2 separate regions of the Mus musculus genome follow, and region 1 is linked to region 2. The links are chromatin loops, found by intact Hi-C in ENCODE. Cell type or tissue: heart. All regions are shown on one strand. Links, peaks and the distances in the headings refer to the core of each region. The heading gives the core; the rest is flanking DNA.

What was found. Peaks named below come from ENCODE experiments on the same cell type or tissue, not always from the same donor. Only the 100,000 strongest peaks of a DNase experiment are listed, where the experiment ranks them.
Region 1: it touches region 2 in a loop (12-fold over the local background); 16 of 42 quality-filtered maps call a loop at or near these places.

What each region holds. Positions count from the first base shown.
Region 1 is chr3:15,414,848-15,420,238 of GRCm38, reverse strand. It overlaps Sirpb1a (signal-regulatory protein beta 1A), which reads left to right. Exons shown (of 6, transcript NM_001002898.1): 2 at 3,046-3,402. Among named protein-coding and RNA genes, the nearest start is that of Sirpb1a, 8.9 kb to the left of the region's middle. In heart, for the core only: no CTCF peak of the experiment used is centred there; no DNase peak of the experiment used is centred there.
Region 2 is chr3:15,844,617-15,850,007 of GRCm38, reverse strand. Sirpb1c (signal-regulatory protein beta 1C) reads left to right here and starts at 1,521. Exons shown (of 6, transcript NM_001173459.2): 1 at 1,521-1,667. The coding sequence starts at 1,595. In heart, for the core only: no CTCF peak of the experiment used is centred there; no DNase peak of the experiment used is centred there.

The sequences.
Region 1 (5,391 bases), core at 306-5,305, 430 kb after region 2:
GTATGGATCAATTTATACTCTGCTACACATGGATTGCCACTTAGCTAGCAGAATTTGTCTCTTTTTCTAGTGGCTGGTTTTGGTGTCTTCATCAAAGATTAAGTGACCATAGGTGTGTGTGGCCCAAATGATTCAGAGAGCAGGCATGATTGGTGGGAAAAGGGAAGCTTATCTGTGTGGTTAATGATCTGGAGGTCTGGTGACAGTGAGGGGAGAGGTGGCAGCTGAATGGAGGTCTCCCTGAGATACCAGCTTGTCATTACATCTTGGCTTAGAACAGAGGGCTCAGCAAGCAGTGAAGATGGAATTGTAAAGGGAAGCTTACCTATATGGCTCAGGACCTGCATTACTGATGAAGGCAGTGTGAGAGGTGGATGCAGAATGGAGGTTCCCCTGGTATTTCAAGTTGTTCAGGGCCTATGATCATTTTTGTTATGATTTAGCTGTGTTGAAATAGTCAGGGATTGGTGTAGTAGACTAGCCCTTCTTTTTACTTAGCTCGTGGGTCTTTGGATTTTAGCATGATTATAATTTATTTTACAGCTAACACCGACTTATAAGTGAGTACATATTATGCAATCATTTTAGGTCTAGGTTACCATAATCAGGATTTTTTTTTTTGTTAGTTTCATCCATTCCATTTCATCCATTTATTTTCTCTTTAAGGATATCTATCATTTTCATAAAGTTGGATTTATGATCATTTTTTATGCTTTAGCAATTTTGGAATATTTATGGATTGGTGTAGTAAGATACCTGGACTCTGGTTATGCCTTGTATTATCATGGCTGTTGTTCATTATGTTCTTACACTTGCATCTCTGGATTTAGAATGAATATCACTCTAGGAGCAGATTTCTTACTTTGTTGTTGTTGGATAGTGATTTGTTCCTTGCTTTTCTTTCCTTGTTAGTCTTCTGATTTTTGTAGTCTATATTCCTTGTACCCAACATGACCTTTGGTTCAGCAGGAAATCTCAGTAGAGATGGAGGCTAGATTTCTGGTAGTTAGTATGACATTTGTTCCATCTTTTTTCTTCTGTGTGATATGGCCTATACATAAGAATACACTATCCATCTATGTATAGATGAGTTATGGCAACAGAGAGCTGTTAGAAGATGAAGTATCAGAAGCTTAGGTCTTTTTACGCTGAATAGAAGTTGTTGGTGGATTCAGATGGCAGGTGGGGATCATATCTTTTCTTAAGTGTGTAGCCTACACCCAGATAGCCATTGTCTGTCCTAATAGGGGAAGATTCATGGCAGGGGAGAGCGGAGAGCAGGAGGTATCCGTGGCTTAGGCCATGACTTCCAAACTGAGAGAGTAGGAGGGTTAATATATCAGGTATGACTTTTACTTCTTCTAGCTATCATGGCCTTCAACTGAGCAATGAATATCTACATTAATAACAGGAGTGTGGGGCTATGGGATGGTTGGGAAATATAACTGTGTGTTGGTGCCAAGAGCCAGCCTACCCTGGAATGATTTAAAGTGGGACACATCATTTGATATAAAGGCAGTTTTGAAGACTGGTTGTTTCTGGCCTTTTCTCACCCTAACTATACTGGATTGTTGCATATAACTTCTAAAAAATTCTAAAACTTTTCTTGCTTACTCTGTGTTTAAAACCCACTGGCTTGGACAATTAATACCTGCTTTCTAGCAGTTCAGAATTAAGTGAAATTTTATTGCTATTGCTTTCTTCCAGGTCCAGGCAGGTGGAAGCCTCTATGGCTAAGCTGGTTAACTCTTTGTGAACCAGAAAGAAAGGAAAGGAAAGGAAGTAAAATCCTTTCAACAGGCAAATGTGGATATATATATATATATATATATATATATATATATATATATATATATACATATATATATATATATATATACCCACACTCTGGCTGGGCTTGACTGTGCCACAATCAGCTCCACAAGCACTCACACATGCTTATATGCATGCATTTACTTTCACACATACATATAGACCAAGAGACATATACATTTGGATGGATGGATGGATGGATGGATGGATGGATGGATGGACAGACAGATGGATGGACAAATGGATGGGTGGATTGATAGATGGAGGGATGGTTGAAGGATTGGATGAGGCAGAGCTTCCTAAGGCAAACCATGTAACAACATATTGAAGCATAGGCAAAGTGATGGTCAAGGTGTCAAAAGTTTCAGTCATTTAGTTCTGAAAGGAGGGATTATGAGGCTCAGATTGCAAGTGGGGATCTTACCTCTTCTGACTTGTGTGCTGTGCACATAAGGAGTAAATCTCTGTCCTAATAGGGAAGAGTACAGTATAAAAATGTGGCAGGGTCAGTGTGTAGGGGAAGGTGTCAGTGGCTAGGGACATGGCTTCCAAACCAAGGGAGTGGCATGTTCAGTCTGTAGGTAGGGTGCTTACATTTTGTGGAAGGTATGGCCAGAACCTGTACAGTGAATGTTCACCTGAGTAGTGGAACTGTGGACAGGGGGAAAGTAAAGTATGTCAGGAGGTTTAGTTTTGTGTTAGGTGTGAGATTGTTTCTTTGGGCTCTAAATCAAGGAAGTGGGAATTGAAGGGTTCAGATAATGGATGAGAGCAAGTTATTAGAACCTATCTATGACACCATCACTCTACATGATACAGCAAATGCTATCATAAGGATTTTGTAATCAAATGTATAAGTCACTATACTTAAATACTTAAATTTATGTCTGTTTGGTGTAAAAGAGTCACATAATCACATTCAACACTATTGTAACAGAATTTCCCTAGACCACATTCACAGAAAAGGAAACAGAAGCAAATACTGGATGAAGCATGCTAAATCTTAACAAAATTAGGGCTTCAATTAGAATCTTTCCAAGTTGCAAGTATCTGTTATTCAATTTTCTCTTCTGTACTACGATCTTGTATTAAAATGCACAAGTTAGAAGAACTATGCTCATGTACCTGCTGAGCTCTAGTGAGTAACACGTTTTTTTCTTTTTTTCTTTAATTACAAACTTGAGGAACCTGTGGTTCTACATCAAGATGAAAACTAACTGATGTTTTCTGCAGGAGCAGCTGTGAGAGAGCTGAAAGTGATCCAACCTGTTAAATCATTTTTTGTTGGTGCTGGAGGGTCAGCCACTCTAAACTGCACAGTGACATCCCTCCTCCCTGTGGGGCCCATAAGGTGGTATAGGGGTGTAGGACAAAGTCGACTCTTGATATACCCGTTCACAGGAGAACATTCCCCCCGAATAACAAATGTTTCAGATGTTACAAAGAGAAACAACATGGACTTTTCCATCCGTATCAGTAATGTCACTCCTGCTGATTCGGGTACCTACTACTGTGTGAAGTTCCAGAGAGGATCATCAGAGCCTGACATTGAGATTCAGTCTGGAGGTGGCACTGAGTTGTTAGTCCTTGGTAAGTACTACATTTTCTCTTTCATCCTTCATTTCTCCTACAGGTCTGAAGACTCTAATACTCTGTGAAAAAGTAAGAAACATGTGTAGAAAGGACCCTAATATACATAGGTTTACTTTATCATAACTCTGGACCAAAGAACCTGAGAAGAAGTGTGGATGTGCTATGTGCTAGAGGTTTCCCCTTTCAGGAAGTGAGTATAAATTCATACATTTCTCTTCCTGCTCCAAGAAACTTATATTTCTCACTCTATCTCAGATTTGTAGTCAGCTTTTGCCAGTTCTATCATAATGTGTACTTGTGTGATTCGCTCTGAGTTCATATCAAAGGAATTAGTTCACAATGTTAGATTTATACTTTTATTTTTTCAAACTAGCAGTATGAAAGACAATATATTTTCAATAATATGCCCACATTCCAAATTATTTATTTTCTTCCCAGTTTTTGACTATTGTCCCTGAACTGCTGACTAATAATGTTACTGTTTCCATTTCTATATTTGTATTTTTTCATAAAATGCTCAAATCCTCTGTATATCTTGTAAGTTTAATGTGTAAATTAACATACATTTGGTTACTGCTTACAGGTGTTCTTATTTTGCTATATATACACTTCACTTTATGGCTTTTCCTATGTTCCCTTTGCTCTTTTCATATTTTAAATGAAGATTGTATAGTTCTGGACAAGTAGCATAGGGTAATAAATTCAGTACAGGACAGTCTTTCCTGATCATCAAAGCCCAGGGAAGAAGGGATCTGAATTGTCAGAGTTGTGAGACTCAGAGTGACTCAGTAAACTAGGTGCAGTGATGAGAAGACAGATGATATAGGAGAGTACCCTCGAGAGACCAAACCATGTTCAAAGACAGAAACTCGGAAACTGGCCCACCTGGACATTGGGTATATGTGAATCCATGTTCTTTACCTTGACTCAACAAATTTGAACCACAAAGGATAAAATGATAAATATCTGTTGTGTGAAATCACAAACTTTATAGGAAAGTATTAAATCAAACATAAAATTAATATAACTCAGGGTCCAGAGAGGTGATTCATGGATTAATTAAGTTCCTGCTCTTCAAGAGGACATATTTTATTACATATAATATGATATAAAAATATATTATAATATATTTTAATTCCTAAATTTAAACAAAGTTCTTATTTACTTTTTGGATGACATTATTCAACCATAAAATCTTAAGCATATCATATATGTGATGGCCAGTTGAGGCTCCATATTCCCCTTATTACTAATTTTGACATCTTGACTAGGGTCATCCCTCCTGATTATTGGACATTTCCATTGATAGGATTCAACTTCATCTCCCAAATGCACACCCTATTCTAGTCTTTATCCCAATATACACCTCCCTTTATCTACCACCACATGATCCCTTCTGTTTATATACTCACCCACCCCACCAAAGGTCTCCTGCATCTATTCTATTACCCAACCTTAGGGAGATTTAAGAATCTCCCCTTGAGCCCTCCTTTCTACTTAGCCTAACTAGTTATTTGGGACTTGGGACTGTCAGAGACTATTTTGTATCAGAGACCTATTCTCACAGGCACTGAAGGATTGAGCCAATGTTGACTCCCTGTGTTTCTCCCTGGAGAAGTCTCCATGTGGATCATATTCAATCACAAGATTAGGCAGCCAGGCCCTCACATTGAATTTTCTGATAGATACATGAATGCTTCTATCTAGGTCTTGATCCTGATAATTTTACAGCATGAAAAACAATCACACTATCCATCCCAGTCCTGTTAGAGAAGTGAGACCTGTATGTCAATGCTCTGTCCATGATCACACATCCAGTTAGTATTGAGATCTGTCAAGGAATCCACCTCTCATTCCTGGCCAACCTCTTTCTGTTCAAACAAGAGGCACCATCTCCACTTAGGTGCCTGATTCACAAGAGATGTTGAGTCAGAATTCATGAGCCTAACCCCAATTCTATTCATCACCACCTCCAAAATTTCAAGA
Region 2 (5,391 bases), core at 245-5,244:
AATCAAATAGTATTGATTGATTGATTCATTCATTCATTGATTCATTCATTTTATTGGTTGTTTAATTTTTTGCAATTCAAATGGTATCCTGCTTTCATTTCCCCTCCACAATTCTTCCATCACATCCCCCTCCCCTGCCTCTATGAGGAGGCTCCCCTACCCACCCACCTTCCACCTCAGCACCCTAGTATTCCCATACGCTGGGTCATTGGGCCCCCACAGGACCAAATGGCTACCATCCCATTGATGTCTGATAAGCAGGGACTAAACCACCAACCAAAGAGTACACATGGGAGGATTCACGGCTACAGCTGGATATGTAGCAGAGGATTGCCGTATCTGGCAATCAGCTCTTATATATGCATTACAGGAAATAAATTGTATCTTGAGGCTTAGCTTTCCTGCTCATTAACCTACAAACATATCTGAGATTGATGAAGGCACTTATACCCCTCTTTCCCTAGTTCCTATCTCCATAGAGTAAGAATTGAAATATCTTATTTCTTTCTAAAATGGACTCTGACATCATTGTGTCACTATGTCCTCCCTGGCTCCAAAAATAAGCTATTTAATATTCTTTGCAGTTTACCATTTCAAACTCCATTAAGCATATAATTACTAAAGTGTTCCAATTTGCTATCTAGAAGAAATCAAAATGATATGACTGAATACCCTGCCAAAGACAATTTAAGAGATCATGGGTTTTTTTGGGCTTAGAACTCCAAATAACAGTTCTCCATTGCAAAGACGTCAGGGTGGCAAGATCTTGACTCAGGATGTCACATTATATCCACAGACAGCAGCAGAGACCAATGTATTAATGCATGCATGCTAGTATTCTACTGGCTCTATTTTACACTTCAAGATGCTCTATGTAGGACAATATTTGACACAAAATTAAGATGAGTTTTCCCAAATCAGTTAACTTGAGATAATCCCTTACAGATGGGCTAAGATATAGTCAGACTTCAACAATTTCTCACTGATGTCTCTTGTGGCTTCCTTCTTCTGTGAGAAGTTGGCAATTGATACTAATTATAACATAATTTACTGTGCTTGTGTAGCAAAAAGATTCCTAAGTTTCTCTTGGACTACATTTACTGATATCAGTAAAGGACATCCAAGGGATCATTCCCAGAGAACCACTGGTTTATTCCAGCATTGGGCTGATCTTACAAATATTATATGAGATAGAACTTTATGTGACACTGAAAAAGAATATGACACAAATCAACAACATCTAGTATCTTAGGTGTTTGGGAAACATTCTTTTGTACTGGATTCTAACTGGTGTGTTACCAAGACAAGACACTCGAGACAACATGGCACAAGCTCAGGGTCAAAAGAAGGAGAAAGGATTATGTTATGCATATCTGAGTCCCTCTAAAAACAAATGGTAAATCTGAACTCCTTCCCTGAAGCTGTATGCAACACTGTTTAGCTATTTCAAAATAAGCAGTATGGTTCCTGTTTTCACATAACATTGAAGTGATCTTTATGCAGAACAAGTCACAATACTTCCTTTCTCTACGTGTAAGAACCTGAGATCTCATGAGAACTGATTCTGGTCCCAACAGGGTTCTTAACACCAACCATGCTTCTCCTAGATGCCTGGACCCACATTCCTCACTGTGTCCTGCTGTTGATCCTGCTTCTGGGACTTAAAGGTGAGCATGCCCCAACAATAGAATCATCTCCCTGCTTCAGAGCTACTCTTACCATTGAAAGTAAAGGATTCCAGTTAATTATCTGAACTGTCACAGGAGAGGTAAGAATATTGTCTCACATAATAGAGCCAGAATTTTGAGCACTGCCTGAACTGGAATGTGAGCTTATAGCTTTGATACATTGAGTAGAAATGATTCATCTATAACAGTTTTCCACATATCCCTGCTCTTCATGACCCTCTCCAGTGAGCTTTAGTTCCTTCTATTTGTTTCAAACAGGACTAGTAATAACCTGCATGGTGCCAGTATGTTGTCAGGTTTTTCTTTTTCTTTTCTTTCTTTTTATTTATTGATTATTTTATTTATTTACTTTTCAAATATTATCTGTCTTCCAAGATTCCCCTTTGTAAACCCCTATACCACTCCCCCCAGCTTGTATGAGGGTGCTCCCAAACCCACCCACCCACCCACTCCCATCTCACGACCCTTGCATTCCCCTACACTGGTCCATCAAGCCTCCGTAAGACCAAGAGGCTCCCCTCCCATTGATATCAGATAAGGCAATCCTCTGCTGTATAAGCAGCTAGAGCTATGTGTCCCTCCTTGTGTATTCTTTGGGTGGCGGTTTAGTCCTTGGGAGCTCTGGGATTGGGGAGCTCTGGTTTGTTGAAATTGCTGTTCTACCTATAGGGTTGCAAACCCCTCCAGCTTCAACAGTCCTTCCCCTAACTCCTCCATTGTGGGTCCCTGTGCTCAGTCCAATGTTTGTGAGCATCCTCATACATATTGGTTAGGCTCTGACAGAGCCTCTCAGGGGACAGCTATAACAGGCTCCTGTCAGCAAGCACTTCTTGGCATTAGCAGTAGTGTCTAGGTTTGATGTCTGCAGATGGGATGGATTACTAGGTAGGGCAGTCTCTGGATAGCCTTCCCTTTAGTTTCTGCTCCATTCTTTATCCCTGCAGGACAGGGACAATTCTTTGTTAATATTTTTGAGATGGGTGGGTTGCCAATCCCTCAACTGGGGGCTGTGCCTAACCTCTGGATATAGTCTCTACAGGTTCTCACCTTTGTTGGGTATTTCAGCTTATGCCATTCCTACTGGGTCTTGAGAGCCTCTTGCATTCCTGGAATCTGGCACTTTCAACTGGCTACACCCAGTTCTCCATTTGCTGTTGCTTCACATATCCTTTCGTTTTCCTGACCCTCTGTATTTCTACTCCTATACCCAATCCTGTCACTTTTTCCCTCTTCCTCCTCCTCCTCCTCCTCTACCTCCTCCTCCTCCTCCTCTTCCTACTTCCTTCCCTCCCTCCCTCCCTCCCTCCTTCCCTCCCAGGTCTCTCCTTCCCTCTATCTACCTCCCCTGATTATTTTGTTTCCCCTTCTAAGAAGAACTGATGCATCAATACCTAGGTCTTCATTCTTTTCCAGCTACATATGATCTGGGAGTTTTATTGTGTGTATTCTGAGCTTTTTACCTAATATCTACTTACCAGTGAGTACATACCATGTGTGGTCTTTTGTGATTGGGCTACCTCACTCAGGATGATGTTTTCTAGTTCCATCCATTTGCCTGTGAATTTCATGAAGTCATTGTTTTTAATAGCTGAGTAGTACTCCATTTTGTAAATGTACCACATTTTCTGTAACCATTCTTCTGTTGAAGGACATCTAGGTTATTTCCAGCTTCTGGCTATTATAAATAAGGCTGCTATGAACATAGTGGAACATGTGTACTTTTATAAGTCTGAACACCTTTTGAGTGTATACCTAGGAGTGGTAGAGTTGAGTCCTCTGGTAATACTATGTCCAGTTTTCTGAGGAACCACAGACTAATTTCTAGAGTGGTTGTAACAGCTTGCAATCCCACCCACAATGGAGGAGTGTTTCTTTTTCTCCACATCCTTGCCAGCATCTGCTGTCACCTGAATTTTTATTTTAGCTATTCTGACTGTTGTGAGATGGAATCTCAGTGTCATTTTGATTTTCATTACCCAGAAAGTAAAGATGATGAACATTACTTTAGGTTCCTCTTGACCATTTGAGATTCCTCAGTTAAGAATTTTTTGTTTAGCTCTGTACCTCATTTTTCAATAGCGTTATTTTATTATCTGGAGTTTACCTTCTTGAGTTCTTTCTATATTCTGGATATAAGCTTTTAATCACTTGTAGGTTTGGTAAAGATTTTTCCCAATATTTCCAATCTTTTATCAGATGTAGGGTTGGTTAAGATTCTTCCCAATCTAGGTTGCCATTTGTCCTATTGAAAGTGTCTTTTGCCTTACAGAAGCTTTTCAATTTTTGTGAGATCTCATTTGTCAATATTTGATCTTAGAGCCTGAGCCATTAATATTCTGTTCAGGAATTGTTCTCTGGTGCTTATGTATTTGAGGCTCTTTCCTACTTTCTCTTTGATGAGATTCAGTTTATCTGTTTTTTGTTGTTGTTGTTTTGTTTTGTTTTGTTTTGTTTTGTTTGAAAGAAAATGAATTTAATAAAGGTGTTATACAAAAGATAATAAAATGTGCATGCATGTGGCTTACTCTCTGTGATAATTACTAGACGAATGTATTCTTTATTGTTCACAGATACAGTCAGATTTTTATTAGATATTTTCTTTATTTATGTTTCAAATGTTATCCCATTTCCCAGTCATCCCCCACCAGAAACCCCCTGTTCTATACCCTTCCCCCTGCTTCTATGTTCGTGTTCCCCAATCCACACACTCTTTCCCATTTTCCTGCCGTCAAATTCCCCTACATTGGGGCCTCAAGCCTTCATAGTAGCAAGGGTCTCTCCTCCCACTGGTGCCAGACAAGGCCATCCTCTGCTACATATGTGGCTGAAGCCATGGGACCATGTGTACTCCTTGGTTGATGGTTTATTTCCTGGGAGCTCTGGTTGGTTGATATTGTGGTTCTTCCTAATGAGTTGCAAACCACTTCAGCTCCTTCAGTTTTTTCTCTAACTCCTCTATTGAGGACCCCATTCCAATGGTTGGCTGTGAACATTCGCCTCTGTATTTCTTAGGCTCTGGCAGAGCCCCTCTATAGAGACAGCTATATCAGGCTACTGTCAGCAAGCACTTCTTGGCATCCACAAAAGTGTCTGGGTTTGGTGAGTTCATATGGGATGGATCTCCAGGTGGAGAATTCATTGGATGACCTTTTTGCTTCAGTCTCTGCTACATACTTTGTCTCTGTTTTTGCTAATATGGGCATTTTTTCCCCTTTCTAAGGACTGAAGCACTCACACTTCTTCTTGAGCTTCATGTGGTCTATGAATTATATTTTGGGTATTTGAGCCTTTGGGCTAATATCCAGTTATCAGTGAGTGAATACCATATGTGGTCTTTTGTGATTGGGTTACCTCACTCAGAATGATAATTTCTAGTTCTATCCATTTACTTAAGAATTTCATGAAGTCATTATTTTAATAACTGAGTAGTAATGCATTGTGTAAATTTACTTTATTTTCTGGATCCATTCCTCTGTTGAAGGATGTCTGGGTTCTTTCCAGCTTCTAGCTATTGTAAATAAGGATTCTTTGAACTTAGTGAAGTATGTACCTTGTTATATTGTGGCGAATATTTTGGGTACATGCCCAGGAGTGGTATAGCTGGGTCCTCAGGTAGTACTATGCCCAATATTTTGAGGAACTACCAAAATGATTTCCAGAGTGGTTGTACCAGCTTGCAATCCTACCAGTAATGGAGGAATAT